Regions from separate parts of the Mus musculus genome. Here regions 2 and 3 are each linked to region 1. A link is a loop called in an ENCODE intact Hi-C map of the cell type or tissue named here. Cell type or tissue: left cerebral cortex. All regions are shown on one strand.

The links. Peaks named below come from ENCODE experiments on the same cell type or tissue, not always from the same donor. Only the 100,000 strongest peaks of a DNase experiment are listed, where the experiment ranks them.
Region 2: a loop joins it to region 1, with 3 times the contacts of the local background. A loop is called at or near these places in 15 of 42 quality-filtered maps.
Region 3: it touches region 1 in a loop (4-fold over the local background); 25 of 42 quality-filtered maps call a loop at or near these places.

What each region holds. Positions count from the first base shown.
Region 1 is chr6:115,896,280-115,904,279 of GRCm38, reverse strand. Ift122 (intraflagellar transport 122) reads right to left here. Exons shown (of 29, transcript NM_001167763.1): 15 at 4,661-4,801; 16 at 1,369-1,422. Among named protein-coding and RNA genes, the nearest start is that of Rho, 32 kb to the left of the region's middle. In left cerebral cortex, CTCF peaks have their summits at 1,919 and 3,094 (motif pointing left); DNase peaks (open chromatin) are centred at 1,553, 2,556, 3,073, 7,095 and 1 more place; H3K27ac peaks cover 3,955 bases.
Region 2 is chr6:115,979,587-115,987,586 of GRCm38, reverse strand. Plxnd1 (plexin D1) reads left to right here. Exons shown (of 36, transcript NM_026376.3): 2 at 6,833-7,009. Among named protein-coding and RNA genes, the nearest start is that of Plxnd1, 11 kb to the left of the region's middle. In left cerebral cortex, no CTCF peak of the experiment used is centred here; DNase peaks (open chromatin) are centred at 496, 854, 3,952, 4,747 and 1 more place; H3K4me3 peaks cover 457 bases; H3K27ac peaks cover 3,506 bases.
Region 3 is chr6:116,135,015-116,143,014 of GRCm38, reverse strand. Tmcc1 (transmembrane and coiled coil domains 1) reads left to right here. Exons shown (of 6, transcript NM_177412.1): 2 at 4,765-4,820. Among named protein-coding and RNA genes, the nearest start is that of Tmcc1, 54 kb to the left of the region's middle. In left cerebral cortex, CTCF peaks have their summits at 3,621 (motif pointing right), 6,875 (motif pointing right) and 7,767 (motif pointing right); DNase peaks (open chromatin) are centred at 359, 3,640 and 6,889; H3K27ac peaks cover 947 bases.

The DNA.
Region 1 (8,000 bases):
AAGCTGAGGCCTCAGGACAGTCATAAGAGATCAATTGAGTGTTCTCTGCTTGTCCTCAGAGACAGTTCCTTAAGCACAATTCTCAGCTCACAGATCATAAGCAAAAGTGGACCTTTTGAACTAAGACATACAAATGGGAAGTCAGTGTCCTCTCTGGCCAGTTACTTCTGTGCAGGGAAAAGTGATGTTCTGTAAATCTGGATGAAGACCTCAATGGCTAACACCAAGCCCTGGTGAGCATCGTCCCTGAGAGCCAGCAGCATGAGGCAATGACAGCCAAGCAGCCCTTGCCCACCTGTGTGGGGAGAAGGGACAGGGAGGGCTCACAGGGCAAACGTGCCAAAGCTTAGGGAGAGCAAGGGAAGCGTCTGAGTTCCCCTGGGGTTTTGAACATGAAGATGCAGCCTATCCTCTCCTGCCTCTCCTCTCTCCCCCACTGGACAGGGCTGACACCACCACCTGGCTCACCACACTAAGGACCTTGTATGTGTCGCTCATACTTTGGTTGCACATGAACAGACTCAATGAACAATAGCTACCATATTGTAGTCTGCCCTAGCTCAGCTCCGCTTGCTACCCCCTCTCCTCCCCCACCCCACACAGGGCTGAGGCCCACGATAAGCGTTTACTCTGCTAAACTGAGTTAGAGGGGCAAGACATTTGCAATTTCTTCACTGCTTCCATCTGGGAGCTCCAATGTGTCTCACATTCCCTTAGCCTCACAATAAATCTGTTCAAGAGAAAGAAATATGTATGCCTTTTTTACAGACAGTCAGACAGCACCGAGATACACAGAAATTAAAAATAGTGTCTTCCATCACCCATAAATGGTGCAGTCAGACCAGATTCTTTAGCCTACCGCAGGCCTTCTGGGCAGGAGGATGCCTTAGTAGGCCATGCTGGGAACATTTGGGAAATGCTTTATTCACTGTCAGGAGGATGGCAACAGCTACTCATTCCAGAGGGGTATACCAGGTTCTAAGAGTCTGACTGTCTTACAGCAGTACCACAGGATAGACCCCCATCTTGGATTTTTGAGACAAGGTTTCTCTGTGTAGCCTGGCTGTCCTGGAACTCACTCTGTAGACCAGGCTGGCCTTGAACTCAGAGATCCACCTGCCTCTGCCTCCTGAGTGCTTGAATGAAAGGTGAGTATCACTGTTGCCTAGCGTATAGATCCCATCTTAGGACAAGGAACCAGAGCTTAGAGAGACCCAAACCTTCCGCCTTATTCAACTACCAAGTGGTTAATCGGGTGTTGCCTCTTGGGCCACTCTATCCCCAGAACAGACTACAGGGCCTTTGTCCTCGTGTCCTCAGTATTACAGGCCATTGCATCCTGTGACAGAAAATGCTTTCATCAGTTACCTCAATACTGCTGATCAGTTCTAGGTATCGAAGGTCCTGGACTCTGGTGAAGGCCTATGGGAAAGGAATAAGAATAGAGTCAGCTGCCTTCTTGTTCTCCACAGGCTGATGGGGGTGGGATACACCAAGCTCTAGAAAGAGAGCCAGCAAGCAGAGGAGGGAAGCTCGAGTCATCATTGTGTGCTTGGGAGGTGTGCCACCCAGAGAGGCTCATCCTGCCTTCATCTCAAGGATTAGTCCTTACAAAGAACTGTAAAGAAGTCCTGGGAGCATCAATCATTTTGGGATTAAGTAAAACAGAACTATGATCCTACAGTCTACAGTGGAACCCCTTGCCAGATACTGCTCATAAGGGAAAGGCAAGCCGTGCTGATTCCAGTCAATGGCATCTGCAGAGCAGGCAAGACACAGAGACAAGAGCCTGCACGCTTCTCCCTGTGATTTGGATGGGAAGCAGTAGACAGCTCTGCTCACTCACAGGGCACACAGGGAGAGGAGGAAAAGGCTCGGGAAAGAGCAGTTCTGAAAGAGGACGGTAGGGGATAATCTCCTGGTCTCTAGAAAGTAGACTTGCATGTTAATCCTGAATGCGCATCCCCTGCTTGCACTCCAGTAGGGGTACAAACTTCTGATGTATGGATTTCTAGAAGGTTGTGAGGGTCCGGCAGACTGGTGCCAGTGAAATGCTTTTTGCTGCTCTCGGGTACCATGAGAGACTTAAGGGAACTGAACCTCTGTGTGCTCTGATGGCAACATCTATACCCAGCTGTGCTTTCTGTGTTGTCCATGTGGAATGGACTGACACATGCCCAGAGCAGCAGCTTCTGAGCCATCATGGTTTAGGATGCACAACTGCCCTTGGCCACTGCTAGGCACCCTCTATGCTAGAAGAATGGGGGAAAATGATCATGTCATCCCGTTTCCGGCTGCCTCACAGATGGCCACAGGGTGATTTCATCTTTCTACTCTACAGGGCCAGGATCTATTCAAAGGCCGGGGACACAGGAATTTCACTTGGCCTCTGTCCCCTTCCCTAGTTCATGGGTTCACATTGGAAATGGGAAGTTTGGCCAATTAAACAGAGAGCTAAATCTCCCTGAGCCAACCGCACAAGTACGAGGCAGATTCCCTAGGGACGACTCTTCCTGTCTGAGCATGAGCAGTGGCAGACGGCAGGATTAGGCAAGCACTGCCCAGGAGAGGCCTGGCAAGTGGCTTTCTTTCTGAAACAGGGACTGACTATGTTACCTAGGCTGGCCTTGAATTTCTGCTGAAGAGCTGGGGTGACGAGCACATTGCACAGTACCCAGTATCCGCGAGGAACTGGTCAGTCAGGCAGTGTGGACAAAAGTAAAATCTGCCCTTCTGATTTGTGTTTTTTAAACCATGTATGGATGCAGGTCCCTGGTAATGGGCAGAGTAGGAAAAAAAGACTCTGGTCTCAGCCCAACAGGACCTTGAGCTATTTCCTTCCTATGGATGGGATCCAGCAGCCTTCTTTGTGGTCAGGCAAGCAAGTGACACCTCTTCAAGGGCCTGTCTGGTTCTGAGCACTGGATTTCTGAATTTGATAAGTCTGTCACTAGCATCCTTCAGCCTTGATATACCGCAGAGTCAGGGTGCTATTCGGAGTGGTCAGTCACAAGACTGTGAGTAACTTCCACAGAGGGAAGTGGGGAGCAGGGAACAGATGAGCTGGCAGCTAAGCAGCTCTCCTGTGCCATCTAGTGGGAGCACCCTTCTAGGCCAGGCCCCTCCTTCCACAAGTCTGAGTCCTGAAAAACCGACTGACACCCAGGGGAGAGAAAAGCCAAGGATTCAGGATTAAAACAAAACATCAGTCAAAGTCTATGCTCAAAGCTCTACGACTTTTCAAAATATCATGCTACCCACAAGAAATATACACACAATTTTCATTTGTCAAGTAAAATGACTAAAGAAATACCATTTTAACAAAGAACCCAGCGATCTGATATGCTCGTGTCTATTCTTGAGTGTTCTGGGATGCGAGGTGGGGTATGAAATGAAGAGAAGGATATATCCCAGCTCCAGTTCCCTTTATCTGGCCGCATGCTCTATAGCAGGGCAGTAATAATACGAGCTGGCTCTTAGGCTCTAGATGTGAAGGGTAACTGACTAGAGAATATAACTTTATTTCTAGCTATAGCCCGAAGACACCCTGAAAACCTATTGGTATTCTTTACAGGCTTGCATTTCTAGGTGGGGCAGGAGAAGGAACTTCCCCCCTCCTGAATTCCTAAAGCCCTAGTCTAATACTTCCCAATGCTTATCTGATCTAAAAATATGTAGGTAATTATTGGGTAGCTTGACTTTTCTTCATGCACTGTGTATTGAGACAGGGCCTTGTGCATGCTAGCCAGTGCTCTACCACTGAGCAGCGACACCTCCAACTCTGTGTGATATGGTTGGCATTTGCACAGCTATTCCAAACTCCTTTACCAGGCCTGGGGAGGCCTCAAGGTGAGTACAGAATAGAGGAAGAGTGCTATGCATTTTAGAAGCAGGGATAGAGAAGTCAGGCTGAGAGAACAGGCTGGGAAAAAGCCCAGCTCTGAAGTGTGCTCTGTTGTTAACAAGAGGCAGGTACCACATATGTCTGCAGGTACTTCAGTATCAGTAGCCTGGGCAAGAGGAGACTCTCCACTTGGCTATGGGAGAGAAAGCAGGGAAAGAGGACAGGAGAGGCTGGAAGCCATTCACTCTTCTCCCTTGATCTATCAGATGGGCACTCATAAGTCTAGGAAAGGTTAAATATTTTTGACCATTTCCTTAGCTTTTTTTGGCTAAACTAAAAGTAGCACTGTGAATCATGTCAAGAGGGTATGGGGACACTGCCACACTGCTGTGGGAATCAGAGAGCCTGACCATCTCCTCTGCACTAAGCCAGTGCTAAGAACAATGGTGGTGTGATAAATGGCTGGCGCTTAAGCCAGCCTGAGCTACCTCATTAATAAATGGCTGCCATGAGCAGGCTTTATCTAGGTTCTTTACATAAATGATTACTACCAAGACTGGCAGCCAGAATCAACCAGATGTTTTACTGGCATTATCTGCTTAGATCTTCCCAGCTTCCTGAGAACAGGTCCTTGTCTGCCAGAACCCTCCAGAAAAACAACCCCGGGAGGGTAGTTACCACCACTGTGAAAGGGGAGACTGAGGAGACTTCAGAGCCCATTAGAGTCACTTTCTGCCCCTTTGGTGTTACTGGCACCTTCTGCCTCAAGGGACCCTTTCAAGGACCAAATTCTGGCTCACACTACTAAGTGCATACCTTCCTTGCCGTCTCAAACTCTAGTCCTTCTAGAGCTTCCATGGCCAGTTCACGCCAATCAGCGTCTGTCACTCCCAAGCAAGCGATCTGATATGCTTCTTTGAACATCTTCCTATCGAGGTACTGGTACATTGGAGCGGACTGCAGGGTTTCAGGGAGAAAGAGAATAGTTCAGAGTAGTCAACGAGTCAGATTACAACCAGATGTTCACAGTGACATCACCAGAAACACCTACCTCAAGCTTCTGCCATCAATCAGCATCTTTGCAGCCTCGCCCTGGCCACCTGGGTACCTTCTTTTCTGCTACCCCTCCTGCTGAGCTCTCTGCACACACTTTTGGCTGTCATTTGCCTTCCTCTTTCCTAGGTCTACATAACCCTAATATATCATCTTCTCTGGGAAGGATTTACCCTGCCCACCCTCCCACCCCTCATGGAAAATGCCTACTTGGCTTTTTAAAGCTCTCTTAACAGGCCCCTCCTGGAAGCTCTCCTCATGCCCCAAGAGAAGGAGTCTCAGCTGTCCTTGGCCTCTGTGTAGATAAACCTTGTGCTGTACTCCATGTGGGTCTCTGGGGTGAAGCCCTGCTCAGCCTGTGGCAGCAGCGGGGCTCTAGTCACTCCCAGCAGTTCCTCCACCAGGCCAGAGGAACAAGTTCACTGACCAGAAGGGAGAGATCTGGGATGGCCTCTTCTCAAAGGCTATGTCTGAAAGGAGCACGGATATGGAGTTTGCTCCAGACAGCCCAGAAAACTCTGAGGACCAGTCTCTAGTGCTAAAGATCAAGATGCCTGGCTGAGAATATCTACAAGCATTCCCTAGTGACTTCTTTTTTAAGAGTATAAAGACTGTTGCAGTTGTCCAAAGAGTCCTGTGTAAGGAAGTGTGATTACCTTTGAGAACACCCCAGGAGAGGGAGACTCCTGGAGCAGACCTCACTTGTCGGAGGACACAGACCTATCAAACTAAGAACCTGAGGTTAAAGCAACAGGTGACCTGATGTTCTTGGTCCTGTGTTCCTTCTTGTCGTGTGTGTGTGTGTGTGTGTGTGTGTGTGTGTGTGTGTGAGAGAGAGAGAGAGAGAGAGAGAGAGAGAGAGAGAGAGAGAGAGAGAGAACACATGCATACACATCAGGCTAGAGCTGAGCTGGGCCTGGCATCTGTAGCAATAAAGGCCCTGTCTAGATTTGAGGCCAGTCAATACGCTTCAGGGACCCTTGTCTCCCTGCCGGATTCCTGGGCAGTAAAGATCAATCAGCCAGTACCCCTGTACTAATGGTTCTCAAATGTGAAACCGGAAGTGCTGTCTTCTCCATTTGGGGCCTTTATCTTTGACATTTCTGGTTCTTTTGCCCCCCTTCAGAATTAAAAGAAACCTTTTTCCTTTCAAGCTGATCTACCTCTGACAGCAAGGCACAGTTATTCCCAGGGGCTTGTTTTCCTGCGGTAACACACCATACACTTCCCCTCTTACTGTAGGGAGGCAGTGGGCCACGAGACTAGGAGCAGCTGAGACTCTGCCAGGCTAGGCTTCTGTGGGTTGAAGTGGCACTCTGAAAAGGGCAAAGGACCCATCTTCCTGGACACAGGCGTCCTCATCTCCTTACGCCTTCCCAAATCCCACCTACTCTGCCCTCACAATGAGCTCTCTTCTCTAGACTCCTCTGGTCCACTTTAGCTCTGTTTTGTGGCTTTTGATATTTCACGACTGTCTGTAATAAGGAGGAATAATAACAGGAATCTGGGCAGGCAAAACCTGAAAACGGGTGTAATTAACCCCATTTCACAGTGGCAAAGCCTGGAATCTTGGCTGCTCGGGGGGGGGGGGGGGGGGGATCACTTCAGCCCTGGAGTTCAAGACTAATGTGAGCAACATGGCAAAACAAAACCAAAACAAAACCCAATGATCCTATTGCACAGAAAAGAAATGAGGCCTCAAAGAGGAAGATACGGTGTTCAGGATGCAGCTGGATCAGGTTACAGAACCAGAATCCAAAACCAGGGCTCCAAACTACAGAACTTCCTGTGACAACCAACCTCCTCCATGACAAGGGAACATTAAAACGTTGCACAAGATCAGCTGATCGTACAGCAGAGAGGTACAACCTGAATGAGGATTTGAAAAGCATACTAATGAACCAGTCCCCTCTGAGCACACCCTTATCTGGCTGCTGTATTCCAAGCATGACATCATGGAGCACAACTCAGGTTTACTGCTCTACTTGGCAGCTCGGACACACCAGTTCTTGCACAAGATGATACAAATTTCGAAAGGAAACCAAAAATCCCAAGAGCAAAAATGGGGCTTTTTGCCTGGTCTGGAGGCCCAAACCACAAGAAGACTAGAGGCAAGGCGACAGATAAACAGCCTTTGTCTCCAGATCGCCTTTCCCAATGCTTGGCAGCTCTGGCCTGCTGCATCAGCAGGAAGGCTGCTGCAACCAACAGAGACTTTGGCTACTGACTCTTGGGGCTCTGGCAGAAGGAGCCCCAGCAGACCCTCTGGCTCCTCTTGGTTGGCTAGAATCAAGGAGCAGCAACTGCATTTATTTTTGAGGTTAGGATGGCAGTCTAGGGAGAAAACCTTTTAATAAGCAAAGCCTGTTTGGCAAGATGAGGAAGAGTGGGCTCCTAGCAGATGTGGTGCTTGGGTTTAGGATGCTACTGCGGAGCAGATAAGGACAGCACGGAGAGTCACACAGGCAGGCTGTCCTCAGCTGCCACCACACGTCCCATCTCTCACACTCTTTTTTCCCACTGTTCATTCCCATCAGACTTCACTGCCATTGCTTGAATACTCAGTAAGGAGCAGGAGCTGATGTGGACACTACTGCAGAAAAGCCCTGCAGCAACAAGTAGCAAGGGCTTCCATGGCTCCAAGGAAGAAGAAGACAGAGTCTGCAGGCCAGGTGTATGTAGGCAGGCAGACCAACAGCATTCTAGAGGAAAGGCAGTCTAGAACATATGAACATCTTTCTATGGACAAGGCCTCTGGCCCAGCAATTTCAGTTCTTGGAATTTGTACTATGTCAGGACATACACAAGGAAGATATCCACTATTTGCAAGAGTAAAAAGCTATGGGCAGCCAGGCCTGGTGACTCACACTTTTAATCCCAGCACTCTGAGGCAAAGACAGAGGAGACTGCTGTGGGATTGAGACCAGCCTGGTTCACACAGAGTTCCAGGGCAGCCTGGACCAATACTGAGACCCTGTTTCCAAAACACACAAAGAAAAACAAAAAGGCTGTAAGTAATATAAATGTAGGTGCCGGTGGAGTAAGCTATGGACTGTCATTGATAGAAGAGCTGCATTCATTACAAACAAAGCTGGGTACACAG
Region 2 (8,000 bases), 83 kb before region 1:
ACCAGCTGTCCCTGAGTGGGGACAGCCCCAAGAGTGTCTCGGAGTGCCAGAACAGGAACCAAGCTACCCCAGAACATAGCTTCCTCTTGTCAAAGTCCATGTTGGGGCCACCCAGGTGGGCATCTGGTGGCCCCACTGAAGTAGCTTCCTCTGGTGCTGACACGTGATGTCACCAAGCTCCCAGGCAGCCAGGCCTTTGCTCTCCCAATGCACTGTCCTCAGCTCCAAACCCCATAAATCACATAAGATGGAGGATGGATGGAGGAAGGAAGCCTGCGGCTCTAGTCCAAGGCCTGTGCAGCCCCAGAGGGCCGATCACAGCAGCACTTTAGGCTCAATCAGTAAATAACAGAACTGCAGGTAGTAACCTTGAGTGGAAGCCTCGGGCTGGAGCCATGCTGGGCGCTGGCTAGCTGCCCGAATGGGTCATCTCAGCCCTGTTTGCCTGCTGTGTTATGATGCAGCAGGCCTCAGTTTCTCCACCTGGCTTTTGAGGGCTTGCTAGCACCAAGTGGCTGTGATGGTGGCAGCCGTTGGGAGCCACAGACTGCAGAACCAGCTGACCTGCCTGGAGCCTCGGAAGCCCCAAGTGTGTCAGTACCCAAGGGACTGGGGACTACAGAAGGCCAGAGAGGAGGAAGGCTGCGCTGTAGAGGAGGTGTGAGACTCAGGCTGTTCCTAGCCCTCAAGGGACCGGTAGTGGCCAGCTCCGGAGACACAGCTGGTCCCCTGCAGTGAGGAAGAAGCAGAAAGCCATCTTGCTGGAGGAGGCCTGCCTACTGGAGCTAGCTGGGGGGCAGGGCCTTGGGCTGGGGAGAAACACAGTGCTGCTTATACTACACCACACTGTGTTCCTGGGGGACAAGTTGGGGGGGGGCGGGGAGGATGCTGGGGACTGGGCCAGGCCAGGGAATGAGAAACAGCCTGGAGAAGGGGGAGCTGGGTGCCTGGCTGGCTGTGGTCAGCTAGCCAAACAACCACCGTCTGAGTAAGCTCTGCGGGGTCCAGGCAGCAGCCGCTCAGGCCACCAAACCCGGACTGTGCAGGATGCTAAGAAACTCACGCAGACACCTGGCTGCTGTTGGTACCCAGCGGTCAGCTGGCAGGGCTTCTCCATTCTTGGGCACCCTGACTCTGCCGATGCCCCCAAAGCCACCTGGGAACATTTACTGAGCAGCTGTGAGCTTAGCACCTCTAGTAGTCCTGTGTGGCTGGTGCTGTTACCGTCCCAGCCTCACAGATAAGGAAGCCAGCCAAGGGCTGGGCTGTGTTGTGTGTCTTAAGGAAGGCCCTGCCTGCCTCTGTGCTAGGCAGCTCCTGGAGGTATCGTGATGGCCTTGGGAGGTGCATGGGCTCCTGGGCAGGAACAGTTTCCTCCGAGAGAACCTTCCAGAACTGAGGCTGTCATCTCGTCCCCTGGCCAGAGCTAATACATAGTAGGTTTTAAGGAATCTTTGTGCCTCGGTTTACCCTCAAGTGAGACATTGCGTCCGTGGAGCTGCCATGTCCCAAAGGGCAGCCTGTGCTGAAGCTGGGAGTGGGGCTTTAAGGCTGGATTTCTTAGAGGTGAAGTTCTGCTTCTGATCTCATATCTGTGCAGGCTCCAGACAATTTCTTTTATTCCTGAGACAAATATTAATGCCAAGGGCAGAGAGCCCCAAGCGGCTGGGCTCTGCAGGAAGCTGCTGCCTGCCGAGGTCGCCCTTTCTCCTGGGCCTGCCACCCCCACGTCCTCAGGAGAACCCTGCCCCATCCAGCCTGGATCCCTGTCCTTATCCTTCTGCAGAGATCAGGGCTTGGGAGTCTAGGAGGTGTGACTCCGCGTGGGGCAGAGATGAGGGAGGAGTTGCCCAGAACACAGATCTCAGACCAGCCACAGGTCAGGGTCGCTTTGAGCGAGCCCTTGATGGCTTATGTTCATACTGACGGAATGCTGTTGAACTGCAGAGAGGTCATGGTCTGCTCTGCAGCTGTGTGCGAATGTGTTTTAATAAGCATCATATTTGAATGACTTTCAACTTACAGGACTGTAAGTTATGAAGGCTGGAAGGGTAATCTTTCCCTGTGTCCCTCTCCCCAAGTCCTCTTTGCTAGCATTCCACACTACCACAATACCACACAGTATTGGGCCCCCTCCGACCCTCAGCTAAGCTGCAGAGGCTCCCAGTGGGATGGGGTGTGGCTCTCACAGAGCCCCTGTCTAACAGAGCAGTAGAGGAGAAACCCTCCCATTGGCTGCTGTCAGGGTCGTTAAGAGGGGAGTCTGGACATCTCAGTCGCCTCTGTCATCCCACAGTCAGCTATGTGACACTTCTGAGCAGTTGTGAGCCTTCCGTTCTGGGCCTCAGACAGGAAGGTGTCCCTAGGCCAGGGACAGCTGCACAGTAGTAGGCACCTGGGATGGAACCTGGAGACTACGGCTGCCGTGTCTCATCCTCCTCTGAGTGCCTGCTGCGGAGCTGTAGAGGTCTGGCAGGGTCTGTGGGAAGGCTATGGCGGGCATACTGTAAGCCCTCCTGGAGCTGGCTTCCTGGGAGAGAAGAGCTGTATTCAGCTGCAATTACTGAAGGAGTGAAATCAATAGGGCAGCCCTTTAATGGAGAGTGGGCAGCACTGAGCTTGGCCCCAGGAGGCAGCTGGCTCAACAGGGAGGGGCTGCATGCTCTCAAGGAAGAGCTGAAATCAGTGGCCATTACCTACTCCATTTCAGAGAGGGACAAACTGAGGCTCTTACAGGAAACAGAGCTAGCTGCTAGATTTCGTGCTGCCCCAAACACCTGCCTGCCCTGTGCTACCCACACAATAGGCAGGCCATGAACCTCCCTTGCTTTGCCGGCTCGCCATGGCTGAATTGCCTTTCATCACTGCTTAGAAAGGAAGCGGCTGGATGGGATGTTTACACCTTAGTCAAAATTAATTTCCCTTCTTTAGTAAGTATTCACTCATGAGCTCTCCAGAGGGACCTGTCATGCGCCTAATACACCCGAATAAAGAGAAGTGCTGGCCGTTACAGTATTGTCACACACACACACACACACACACACACACACACACACACACACACAGAATGAGAATGTGTCTGCACACACCTATGGGATGGATGTTCACATGCATGTGGAGGACAGAGAACCTTGGGTGTCGTCCTCACGGGCTTTCCAAAGTGGGCCAGGCTCGCTGGCCAGTGAGCTGCAAGGATCTGCCTGCCACCGCCCCCCCCCGCCCACCCCCCACCCCCCTACCTCCTGAGTTCTGGGAGTCCAAGCCTCTGCCACCAAACACAATTGTTTTTTGTTTGCTTTAATCATGGTTTCTGGGGATTAATCTCAGGTCCTTATGCCTTCAGAGCAAGCTCTTGTCCAACAGAGCCATCTTCTCCTCCCTGGGCTTGTCTTTTTAAGAGTCTCATATTGATTGACTAGAGCCTTGCAGGCTGGGTTACCTGGAGAGGAGGCATGGTGGAGCTGGGCCTAAGGGCCCAGACACTGGCTGCTAAGGGCAGGGCCAGTAGCGGGCTGTGGGACATGGGTGGGATGTTTCAAGAACTGCGGAGAAATGGAGTGGTTGGCCTTAAGTGTGGGTAATGGGCAGAATGGAGGGGAGCCCTGAGCATTCGGTGGGGTGAAATCCCTCTGCACACAGCGAGGACACTGCAGCTGTGTCATGGGGACGGTGTCATGGGGACGGTGGCCTGCTCTGTCCCATTGAGCTAGGAATAGGCTGGGGTTGTGTGGGCCACTTCAGTGAATGAGGTGCTAGGGGAGAAATTCCAGGCTGTGGGGCCCATGGCCCTGATCACCAAGTTCTGCAAGGCCACCCTCAGGGCCTCTGTGGGTGTCCCAGCCCTACTCCTGCAGGAGCCACTTGTAGTCTGAGGGTTTCTGGCCCAGGCAGGCAGCTTCCCTCCACATAGATCATTCCAGCCCCTGTTGCTCACTTCTCCTTTAAAAAAAAAAAAAAAAAGCTTTTTTTTTTTTTAGATTTTATTTTTAGGATAAGAGAAAGAGAGAAAAAAAAAGGTTGGGGGAAAGGCTTTTTCGAAAATTCCTTCGGCACAGAATTAATGGCTTGTGAACGTCAGGGCAGGCTGCGGGAGTCAGTTCCCAGCCTTTCCACAGCCTCCCCTCTCATGGCGGCCCACAAATCACTCCCAGCCCAGCAATGGCTCTGCCTTTCCCAGGACCCACACTCTGGCTGGACAGCCAGGCAGGGCTCAGCGAAGCACCCAGAGCCGACTCTGGGGGTCTCTCGGAGCTCATCTCCCACCACAGGGATTTACAATATTTTAATTTAAAAAGCAACTTATTTAATGACAAAAGTAAGTAATCTGTATTCAGCGAAAGTTATGTAAGTTGTGGGAGACCATGGTCTCAGTGGGACAGGACAGCTGTAGCCCTTGTGCTGCTCCGGGACAGCTGGGGAGGAGCCCCAGCCTGGGGGTCATCTCAGCTCACGTAAGTCCAGGACAAAGGCAAGTGGGTTGGGGCTGAAGCTCGCTCAGGTCAGGAGTCAGAGTGCACAGTGACTCTGTTTGCAGTCTCACTTACTCTCGGTCAGCCAAGGTCTAAGGGTATTAATGGAAAATTCCAGAAATAAACAATTCATGATCTTGAAATTGCTTGCTGTGCTGAGTACCACGGAGAAGTCTTGTGTTGTCCATCCCTACCCTGCCTCTGAGTCTGGGCTCTGTCCAGCGTTTCCACCCTGCCTAAGCTACCCACCTGGTAGCTGCTTAGTAGTCATGGTTCCTGATAGCCTGTCCCCAAATGCCAGAGCTTGGTTTGCATGGTCCTTACTTTTCTTAAAGTGCAAATGTACGGTGGTGGCAATTTGATACATCTCGGAAAGCCATGACGTGCCTGCCTTGGGAGAAGGGGTGGAAATTCTTGCTGCCGAGGTCTGTGGTGCAAGATTGTGAGCCAGAGCCCACACTTACTGTGCTCCATTGCAGTGTTCCTCGATTGTCCCACTATTGCCTCCCTTACAGAGACGACTGATAAACTCTCATTGGGAGAGACTATGGGACCAAACTGAGTATATAGGATTTGGTCCTTGTGTTTTCTGACATTCCCCAGAGGCCTTGGGATGTGTTCCTGTCAGGCGCTGCTGTGCAGGAACCTGATAGACAGGGACAGGAGCAGAGACAGTGGCCCTGAGGCAGGACCGGCGTGTGAGGCACAGATACAGGTTAGATGGTGGCATGAAGACCTGAGAGAGCTGAGCTGAGGGCTGGGGTCAGAGAAGCCCCCTTGAGGTGGCCACAAGCTTCAGAGTAGGCAGCTTCTGTGTGCAGGGCAAATATTCTGCCATCGAACTTATCCCAGCATCTCAGACTCCACCCATGTAGGAGCGTGTGTCTGGGGGTCAGAGGACAACTTTCAGGAGTCTGGTCTGGAGTTCTACTTTGAGGAAGTGGCTTTCTTGTTGCTCATGTGAAGTTGGGATGAGTCTCCTGTCTCTGTCTACCATCTCTCCATAAGAGTCCTGGGGTTAAGAGGTGACACACTCAGGTCATTAGGCCTGTGTGACAAGCACCCACCCGTACCCCTGCACCATCTCATTAGCCACCCCCCCATCCCATTCACCTTTCTTTTTTTTTTCTTTCAATTTTTGGTTTTTATTTTTAATTTTTTTATTTAAGTTAATTTCATACAAAATATTTTGATCCTATTCTTTCCCCTCCCACATTCCTCCCAGATCCTCCCAATCTCTCTACCCACCCGGGTCTTCTCTCTCACTAGCTTGGAACTCACCAAACATCCATGATGGTTGGCTAGTAGTTCCCAGGGAACCACCTGTCTGCCCCTGCAGCACTGGGATCCCACGAGTGCAACACTGTATCTGGCTTTCAAACTCTGTGTCATCACGCTTGTGTAGCAAATACTTTACAGACTGAGCCATTCCACAGCCTTCACATCCATTCCGTTATTGGATTAGCACCAGTCATAGCTGACAGCCAGTGGTACCTGCTTAAGTCTGACCCAGCACCAGCTGAAGACCTTGACCTCTGCAAACTCAGTCCACCACTGATCTTGTCTCAACTCCCAAAGGGGAAGTATGTGCACACGCCCATTTTATAGCTGAGTAAAGTGAGGCTCAGAAAAGCAAAGTAACATGCCAGGGTCAGCCATAGCAACCCTCAAGGACACAATTTACCCATGGGTTTTAGACCAGGGCACTTCAGCCCCAATCCATAGCTGTGTGTGTGTGGGGGGGGGGGGCGGGGCGGGCGGGCTGGCCTACTCCAAAATTGTCCCAAGAAACCTAGGGAATGGGAAGAGATGCTAGAACTGTGGGGGAAACACAGTGGAGATGGAAGGGACGCCTCTTGGGTGTCACTTCAGTAGTGAACTAAGGCAAGGATGACCTCAGTGACCAGATATGGGCTCTTCTGGCCTCTCTGCTGTGTGTGGCCAGGAGGAATGCTGTGGCCAGGTATGTGGCTGTGCCGTAATGCTCAGGCTGGGCTGAAATTCCCAGGGTCAGGGAAGTCTCCTGCCTCAGCTTCCCCAGTGTCTGGGACTGCAAGTAATGTACCCCTGTACCTTTGGTCACTTAAAAGGTCCAGTTTAAGACCAGTCTTGCCAGCTTGTCTTGCCTCCCTCCCTCCCTTCCCCACCCCCAGTCTATTCCCCACATATCTTAAACACCAGCCATCTCCTACGAGTAGCTGTGTCACCCAAGGTCAAGGCTAGACCTGGGTAGCATCTGGGGATCTATTTAACCGGGCCTCTGTTTGTGTCAAGCAGGGTCTGAGAGCTGGGGTCTGCCTGTGTGAACAAGCAGGGAGCCAGAGAAGGTTCCAGAGCTGAGTCTAACCTGCCTGTCTTCACAGCTGCAGCCGGAGCAACTGGATTGCGGAGCGGCCCACCTGCAGCACCCACTGACCATCCTGCAGCCGCTGAGGGCATCGCCCGTGTTCCGTGCTCCAGGGCTCACGGCCGTGGCTGTGGCCAGTGCCAACAACTACACGGCCGTCTTTCTGGGCACCGCCACAGGGAGGCTCCTCAAGGTAAGGGTGCTCCACGGGAGCTCCCTGGGAAGGGCCACAGAGGGCCAGAGTCCCCCTGCTTTCTTCAGTTTTCCCTCTGGGCCTCCACAGCGGCCTGTCAAGGAGGGAGGAACTGACCTGAGCGATGTCTGCACATTGTCTGCTTTCAGCATCTCCTAGCCTGGGGCCTGCTGCCTGCCCTGCCGCATCTTGACCTTTGCAGTGCACAGGCTCCCCCTGGGCCTCTGTTTCTCTACTGGCTGCAGTTGTTGGGAGACAACAGAGCTGCTGGCCACCCCTTCAGGGGTCCACTTTCTGGATTAACCATGAGGCCTTGCAAGTTCCAGAGCTAAGGGAGGGCAAGGAGCTGCTTTTCCTACCTGAGAGCCGACTGGACACCCCTGCTCGCCGCCTCTCCACCTCTCTGTCAGACTTGCAGCCAGGCCCAGCCTAATTGATTCAGAGTCCATAATCTAATTCCCTTTGGCAGCTGCCTGGGTGGGATGGGGTTGGGGCTTGGGCCTCACAGGCCTAGAACCACCTGTGGTGACCAGGGAGAAGGCAGGGCCCCGGTTACTCAGCCTTGACCCACCCGGGCTCAGCTTTGGTGGCCAGATGTGTAGCTTCTGCTTTTAACTGTTACTACTCGCTGTGTGACCTAAGGACATAGCTTATCTCCTCTGGACTCCGGGCTCTCCATCCATTGAGGAGGAATGAGACAGAGCAGGACTGTGGTCAGAGCCCTCTCCCGCTTCTACCCACAAAACTGCAGTCATTAGGCACCTGCTGTTTACCCTGTGCCTCAGGGTACTTCACAGGCACCGCGTCCTTTAGCTCTAACGTCGAGCCAAGGATTCTATTCCACAGAAGCAGGCCGCTGAGGTCCTTCAACAAAGTGACTAGAGATAGCTAGAGATGGGGTCGTTGCTTTTTCATTTTTAATTGATTTCTATGTGCCATGCTTGGGATGGGATACAGAGCCTCAGCTGGGCCCCCAGGACTCAGTGAACAC
Region 3 (8,000 bases), 240 kb before region 1:
CATTTCAAAAAAGTATTTGAAGATTATAGACTGTGGAAAACTGGTGTCTTCCCTTTACCATGGGGATGAAAGAGAAGTTGTGGAAGTATCTGCCGCCGGGAAATGTTTTACATATTATCTATACCCTTTTTGTCTCTGATTTTTTTTCTTCTCTTAAATCACTGATACACACACACACATATATACTCATGAACTTAAAGCCTGACTTGCCATGTACCTTGGTTTCTGGACAAATAAGCTGGAAATGGGCCAGAAACTTCCTTCCTGCTGGCTATCCCTCATAGTATTGGAAGATGCATTGATGGAGAATTGTCAGTGAAAGTCTTATTCAAGTGTGTATCGTGTGTACAACAATACTGACCAGTCAGGCTGCAAGATGAGCTCATTGTTGCAGGGCTATTGTGAGGGTAACAAACTGCTTTCTGATTCAGTTGAATGCCTGTTTTATGGTTGGGAGATATCTCTGCCACTGTAAAATTGATGAAAATCCTGTGGCTGAGGTGAATTCTAAGCCCTAATGAGGAAGCAGATAGTGTTATTTTGCTAAATGACATAATGTGCCTGTCAAATTATGACATTAAAGTGAGTCCAGGATTGCCTTCTAAAGAACTATTTGTGCCTATACACTAGTGGTGATGTCAGTTTTGGTCAGAAAAGCTTTTTGCAGAAGTTGCTGGTAAGAGATTCACAAATGGCTAACCTACAGAGAATAAATGACTGTTGAATACCTAGTTATGAGTGGTAACTATATACAACCTCCAGGGCTCAGAAAATGTTGTGGGAAAAGGGGTGAGAAAAATGTAAGAGCCAGAGAAAAGTAGGGGGAGAGTGTAGAGTGCTGACTCCTGGGCATGCCATGGCATGGCTGCTTTTGAACTCACACAGTTGTGAGTACCTGTCAACACTGAGCCGTGGAAGGAGGATGATTTATACAGAATCAATAGTTCATGGAGATTCAATGGTATAGCTAGCTATTGGTAAGTTGTACGTCTTCCTATAATAGGCTACCATTGTGCTGCTATAAACAGCCCTAATGTGATTCTTTAAGTTAAAAAAAAACCTACAAGGCACCAACCACAGATAAGAAAGTGTGAAAACACCAGAGGATAAGTCCCTCAAAACAGGCATGAGCACATCATGGAGAACTGAAAGGAAGCCAAAGGCCAAAAGAGCAGTTAAAAAAAGGGAGAGAAAGCACAGCACATAGCAGAACAGTGGTAACTATCCAGGTAAACAAATAGACAAATTGCCCCTGTGTTTGCTTTCAAGTAAAAGCAACACCGGAAGAAAAAGTGTGTAATGGGGTTCTTGGGTGTTTTTTGAGGTTAAGATAATTCATTTTCTTTCCTTTTTATATTTTAATTCCGCTGGCCTCTGGTGTGTTTTCATTTTCCCCCAAAGATTTGGAGTACACTGTGTCAGTATATGTTTAAGTGCCTACTATAAGGCATTGTTCTTTAGCCAGGTGGTGAGTGTAAAAGCCTTTAATCCCAGTGAGTCCAGGATAGCCAGGGCTACACAGGAGAAAGTTTGTCGTGAAAAACAAACAAAAACAACAAAATAAAAAAGAAAAGGCATTGTTCTTTGGCACTGTGTTTTCAATTATAGCACTTCCATTTTTTTTTTATGATTTCTATTTCTTTGTAAAATTCTCACATGCTGTCTGCCTTTTCCATCGGAGCCTTTGCTGAATTCACACTGCTTTATGTTCCTTGGCTATTCCAAAATGTAGGTCATGGGTCTGGGCCTGATGCTTGTGTTGTTTTTACAAGGTGTGTTTTTATTGCTACCTTTAGTATATTTGCTAAATTTTTGTTCAAAGAGGTATGTGTTTTTTATAATAAAATACTGAGGAAAATAACTGGATATATTGACCTCAACTTCATGTCTATTTGTGGGAATTTCTCTACTAGAGTGGGGATTTGTGTCATTCTATTTAGTGTTTGGCTATGTTTACTACTGCTGTGGGCTACTGAATTTGACATTCATTGTTGCCATGGTAACCAAAGATTTCCCTTTTTTTTTTTCTTAGTAATCTTTGTTCCCTGTGAGTCTGCCTTTCTTTTTGTGCCTTTTCTCAAAATACCATTGTTGTCTAGCTTTCTCAGTTGTGTTCCATTGTTATTTGTATTTAGATTGATGTTGGTAGTAGAGGGTCAGGAGAGGTTTGTGATGTTCTAGTGAAGCCTCAGATTTGTGCAGAACCTGGTTCTAGGGATGTAGTCATCACAGGACTAAACAATACCCCCTTTGTTTTTCCATGACATTAGTGGGTATCCAGCAAGTGACTTTTAAACTATACTTAGATATTGCTGTGAGGTAGTACAGCTCTCCTAATTTGTTTTTGTGGTTTTTCTGTAGTTTTTACTTTTTATTTTGTGTTGTCCTGTTTTATAAGTGAGTTTTGTAAGTAACAAAATCTTTTCATTAATACTTTCTGTCATTTGGTACTTTAATACTTAATATGTGTCACACCTGTTCGGTAATCTTCCTTTCTCCCGTTTTGATGGTTTTTATGTTTAAATTCTGTTTTCATTTTGTACCAGTGTAGTGGATCTCTTGCTGGACTAATGGAATAACTAGTCACCCGTTCCTCATTCAAGAATGAAATCGTTTATGTATATAAAATACTGTTCACATTTAGTTTTAATGGTAGCATTAATTAGCAGTTTTCTATCTCTTTGGTAGTAGATTGTGGTATACCTATTCCTTTGGCCATAAAAGATTAATGGATCATGCTAGTTTTTTTTTAAAGTATTTCCTTAAAATATCCTCAGCCTAACCCAGGAGTTTACAACTGTAAACTTTATTTTTCCTGTGTTACTTATCTTGTATGAACCATGTTAAGCCAGGTGATTATTCAGGTTAAACTAAGCATATATTAAAAGAGTGAAAAACTACAAGGAGTAGAAGAAACTAATTTTTAAATTTTTACTGAAAGGGGAGAATTTCAACACTGTAAATAAAACTGTGACAAAGAAACAATAGTCATAATAGAATGTTTACTGAGAACTTTATGCAAAGGGATCAAGAAGATAAGAGTTGGATATTAAATATTTTGTCTACCATGTGTACTGGTCACTCTCTGTTGCTGTGGCAAGTGTTTGACAGATGCAGGGAAGAAATATTTATTGAGACCTGATTTCTAATGGTGACTGTAATATTTTTGTTTTTCAAGACAGCATTTCTTTGTATAACAGCCCTTTCTGTCCTGGAACTCACTCTCCCCCTCCCCCTCCCCCTCCAGTTTCCACTCCCCCTCCCTCCCTACCTCTGTGTGTGTGTGTGTGTGTGTGTGTGTGTGTGTGTACACTCTTGAGCACATGTACGTACATGTTCATGTTACTATGGGGATGGGTGTATGTGCTATGGAGGTTAGTGGCTAGGAGTCTAGGTGCCATCCACTTTTTTTAAGACAGGCTCTCCCACTGTTACCAACTTGCCTGGCTAGCAAGCCTCAGGGATCCACCTGTCTTTACCTCCCTAATGGTGCTGGGACTACAAGTGTAAATGTATCACACCTAACTTTTTTTTTTCTTTTGGAATAACTTTGGGTTTTCTTGTTTTATTTTATAGATTTATTTTTTATATATAGTGTTTTACCTGCATGTATATCTGCAGGCCAGAAGAGGGCACCAGATCTCATTATAAATGCTTATGAGCCACCATTTGGTTTCTGGGAATTGAACTCAGGGCCTCTGGAAGAGCAGTGTGCAGACACTGCTCTTAACTTCTGAGCCATCTCTCCAGCCCCAACACCTGGCTTTTTATGTGGGTTCTGGTTTTCGTGCTTTACTGTCTCTTCTGTTTCTTGTTTAGCTCTCAATCTATTGCTTTGTGCAGTTTTACACATCTTGTTTTCTGTGAGTTCCCTGAGAGTAAATTTGAATTTGGCCTCTATAATGTTGAGTACATAACATATTTCTATGATACTTCTCTAAATACATTGTCTGTAGTGATGGCTATTAGAAGCTAGTTTTCCAGGGAATTTTCAATTTGATGCATTTCAAATCTCAGTTGAACATAGTAAATAGATTTTATAATTAGCTTCCCTTTTCCTTCCTTTCTCTACACTCCCAGTTTTTGAGATAGGCTCTCCCCGTGTACTCCAGGCTGGCCTGGAGTTTGCTAGGTGTCCCAGGCCAGCTCAGTTTGTGATCTTCATAAGTTCTGGAGTCATAAGTGTTAGGCCACTATGCCTGGCTTTAGAATTGCCTTTAATGAAAGCTTACAGATGTTTGTGACAAAAAGTACTTGAAAAAATGTTTATGAAGTTGTGCTTTTCTATGCATCTTTTAAATTTTCATGTTCAAGGCTATAGCTGATACGGTATCTGTTTGTTATTCAGAATGATCATATTAAAATAGTTATTTGTAACCTGTGACACCCTCCACCCACCCACTCATGTGTAGCTCTGGCTAACCTGGGACTTGCCACGTAGACTCGATTGGCCAGAAATTGGCAGTTTCTGCCTGTAGACTACTAGGAGTAAAGAAAGACGTATACCATTACACTTGGCTTTTTTCTTTTTTCAGTGTTGTTAATTTATATTTGTTTACAAAGTATCTTCTTTCTTGATTACAATTTTTGTTTTACTTTTTAAAAGTGAGAAGATGCTGATAAAAACTAAAAAAATGATTCCACCCCTTCCTACTAGTAGAACATAAAATTTTAATATTTCCCGTGCATTCAACCTTTCCTTGTCTGTCTGTAAAAGGTGAGCTCCCAGCTAAGTTTCACTTCGTTCTTATGCTTGCTTTTCAGCTTCTCCTAAAAGGACATCAGTGCCCCAAGTACGTGCTTGAGGGAGAGCAATGAAGGCAAGTACCCAAGTTTTCATGACCTATGAATGAAAATAACTCAATGCCAAAAGCTTTGGCTACCATGTACAAAACAAAAAAGTTGGCAAGAGAAAGGAATAAAAAAAAATGTATATATAATTTAGAATGGCTTTGTGGAGGACCCTTTTAAATATTTGTTGAATTTTACAAAGCAATTTTCTACTTTATTTCTAATATTAATTCAAAGCAACTTGTTTTCTTAGTGTGCATTTACCAAATACTGTGTGCTAAGCAAAACTGTGGTAGAAAAATGAATTGTGGGAAATTCTAAGAATTGACTGAAATGACCAGAAATGTCTGGTGTGTTCATGGCTGCTTCTTACTCTTTTCTCCATATTTCATCTCTCTTCTGTCATGTCATTTTGCTCTTTTCCTTTTCCCATTTACTGTAAGAATGTGACACTTTAAAGATAATGAACAAAAGAAAAGCCAAATTCCTGTCTTATCAGAGTATAGCTAGCTTCTTGTATATGTAAAGCCGGGAATATAAATGTAATTTTGACTCTTTTCATAAACTAATTAACAGCTACTAACGAATTACTATTTTAGAGAAGAAAATGACAGAGCATTCAAAAGTGTTTTGAGATAACTGAGTTTCATGAGTGCTGACATTCTTACCATCAGCATTTGCAGTTATGGCAGTGTTATGTTATTGTCTTTGGTTATTTTGTTATCATACTTGGTTCACATACCTTGATCCGAGGACTTTAGAGATTTCTGTACACGGGCTGGAGGAGCCTTCACAATTTTGACCATGTTCTATGTGTGTGATGTCACAGTAAATAATAGCTGTTCCACTTGCCAGGTTACATCTATCAGAAGTGGGTAATCACAACTTACTGATCACAGCTTAGCTTGAGTGTATTTCGGGCTGCCTGCTCCACAAGCCTGTGCTAAGTAGCGTAATTAAAATAAGTCTTGCTCTTAGAAGTCTTGAGATACATTCTCTCATCTTTATAGCTGTGCCTAAGAGCCTTCCCTAGGGATGGCAGCATCTCTTTGTAGTCAACCATTTCAGCTTTAAAATACAAAAAAGCCAATGTACAAATACTAGTGAAACCTCACATGAAGTTAACTGACATTTGAAATGTACTATATTCTCCAAGTTTTTAGATAGGAAGCAGACAGATGGTTGATTAGCTCTCCATTCTGCCCAAAGAAAGGTGTGCTAAGTAGTCAATTCCTATAATACTTAATGTGTGAGATAAGTAGTAGTTCATTTAGTTCCTTAGTTACCTTAGTAACATTCTTTTATTCGCAGTATCTTTTAGTCGGACGGGGTAAACTGGCTTTATTTTATTTATAACAATAACCAGATCAGTTGTACAGTGTAGCTAATATAGTATAAAATGAGGAGGATCACAAACTACCTCCCGTCGCCCTTACTTTGATATCCTCCCGTATTCTCAGTCTCAGCAGCCCAGTATGAGAATAATTTGACAGACGTACACTGTCACTCGTGCTGGTTTGTTGATCACACAGCCTTTTAGCCTAAGATTAATACAATTCAGTAACTTAGTTTGCGAGGCAAACTTACGAGGGAAGGTCAGGATAATTAAACATGCATACTGTTGGCAAAAGTAGCCCATAGAATGTCCCAGAAAGTTGCACTAAATCTTAGCCAATAAGTTTTTTCTCTTTGTGGTCCCAAAGGGAGACTAACAAACCAATGTAAATGTAGACTTAGGAAAGGGGTAGGGGTGCAGGACACGGAGCTTCCCCACTCAAACAGCTGCTTTCAGTTGCCTCCTTCCGGAATGAAGAAACACATGGTGTTTAGAAAGTAGAAACGTACTGGTGAGAGATGAGCATTTTTAACCCCATCACTCTGTCTTTTTGAGTCATGAAGAGTCAGCAGATAAGGAAATAGGTTTGAAAGAATGGGGACCATGGAGCACAGGGCCAGTGTCCATGTCCTATGGTGAAAAGTCCTGAGAATAGTCACCCGGAATTGTGAGTGGATTTGTGTTTCCTGTCCCTCGGCATATGTTTAGCCCATGTTGACAGTGGGCTCATTTATGCTTTCTGTTTTGCCACTTGGTGGCAGCAGGACTCATACCACAGAACAGGAGCCTGCAGTGCTTAACTGGCAATGGCCGATTGTGTTCAGGTACTCATTGTAATGTAGGCATTTTTAAAGTCTTCTAAACAACAACAAAAATTGAGAGAAAATACGCAAAACCTCCTGCATCATGTTTTGTCCTCTGTAGTAACTTCTATGCATTTCTACAATTTTATATATTTGCACAAACTCAATAAAAATAAAACACTTTATTAAAAAAAGAGATCTGATCCCAGTCCATCCACCCCTTCCCTCTGCATGTGATTTCAGTAACCATGACAGCTATGCTCTTAGTTTCAGCTTCCTTTTCCTATGTTTAATACTGGCTTGTGGCAGCTATTTGGCCTTTAACCTTTTGTTTTTCTCTGTTGTTTGATTGCACCTATTTACTGTTCTACGTCTTTGTTTTTGAGTTTATATAAATAGATAGGAATCTTCTGTCAAGAATACTGTTGAAAGAATCTCTTTTCTGTTTTCTTGTTCTTTTTTTTTAAATCAGTGTCACTGTATGGCCCTGACTGGCTTAGAACTTGCTGTATATTTAGTGTAGATTGACCTTGAACTCTCCATCTTCCTGTGTTAGTCTCCTGAGAGCTAGAATTACAGGTACACAACACACACACACACACACACACACACACTCACTCACTCACTCACTCACTCACTCACACAGCCTCCTTCAAATCTCCCTTTTGACAGTTGCTATTGAGCAAAACTTTGTTCTCTCTGAAGAGTGACCTGTCTGAACTACTCATTTATTGGGGCCAAAAAGGGGTTTTGTTTTTTTGGGGTTTTTTTTTTGATTTATTTATTATTATATCTAATATCTAAGTACACTGTAGCTGTCTTCAGATACACCAGAAGAGGGCATCAGATCGAATTACAGATGGTTGTGAGCCACCATGTATGTGGTTGCTGGGATTTGAACTCAGGACCTTCGGAAGAGCAGTCGGTGCTCTTAACCACTGAGCCATCTCTCCAGCCCTGGTTTTTTTTTTTTTTTTTCCTTCAGCAAGAATTTAATTTACAAGATTTTTCTTTGCTTTGGCCTCCCAAAAGAACATACTCGTCACCTCTAATTACCATTGAGCTTGATG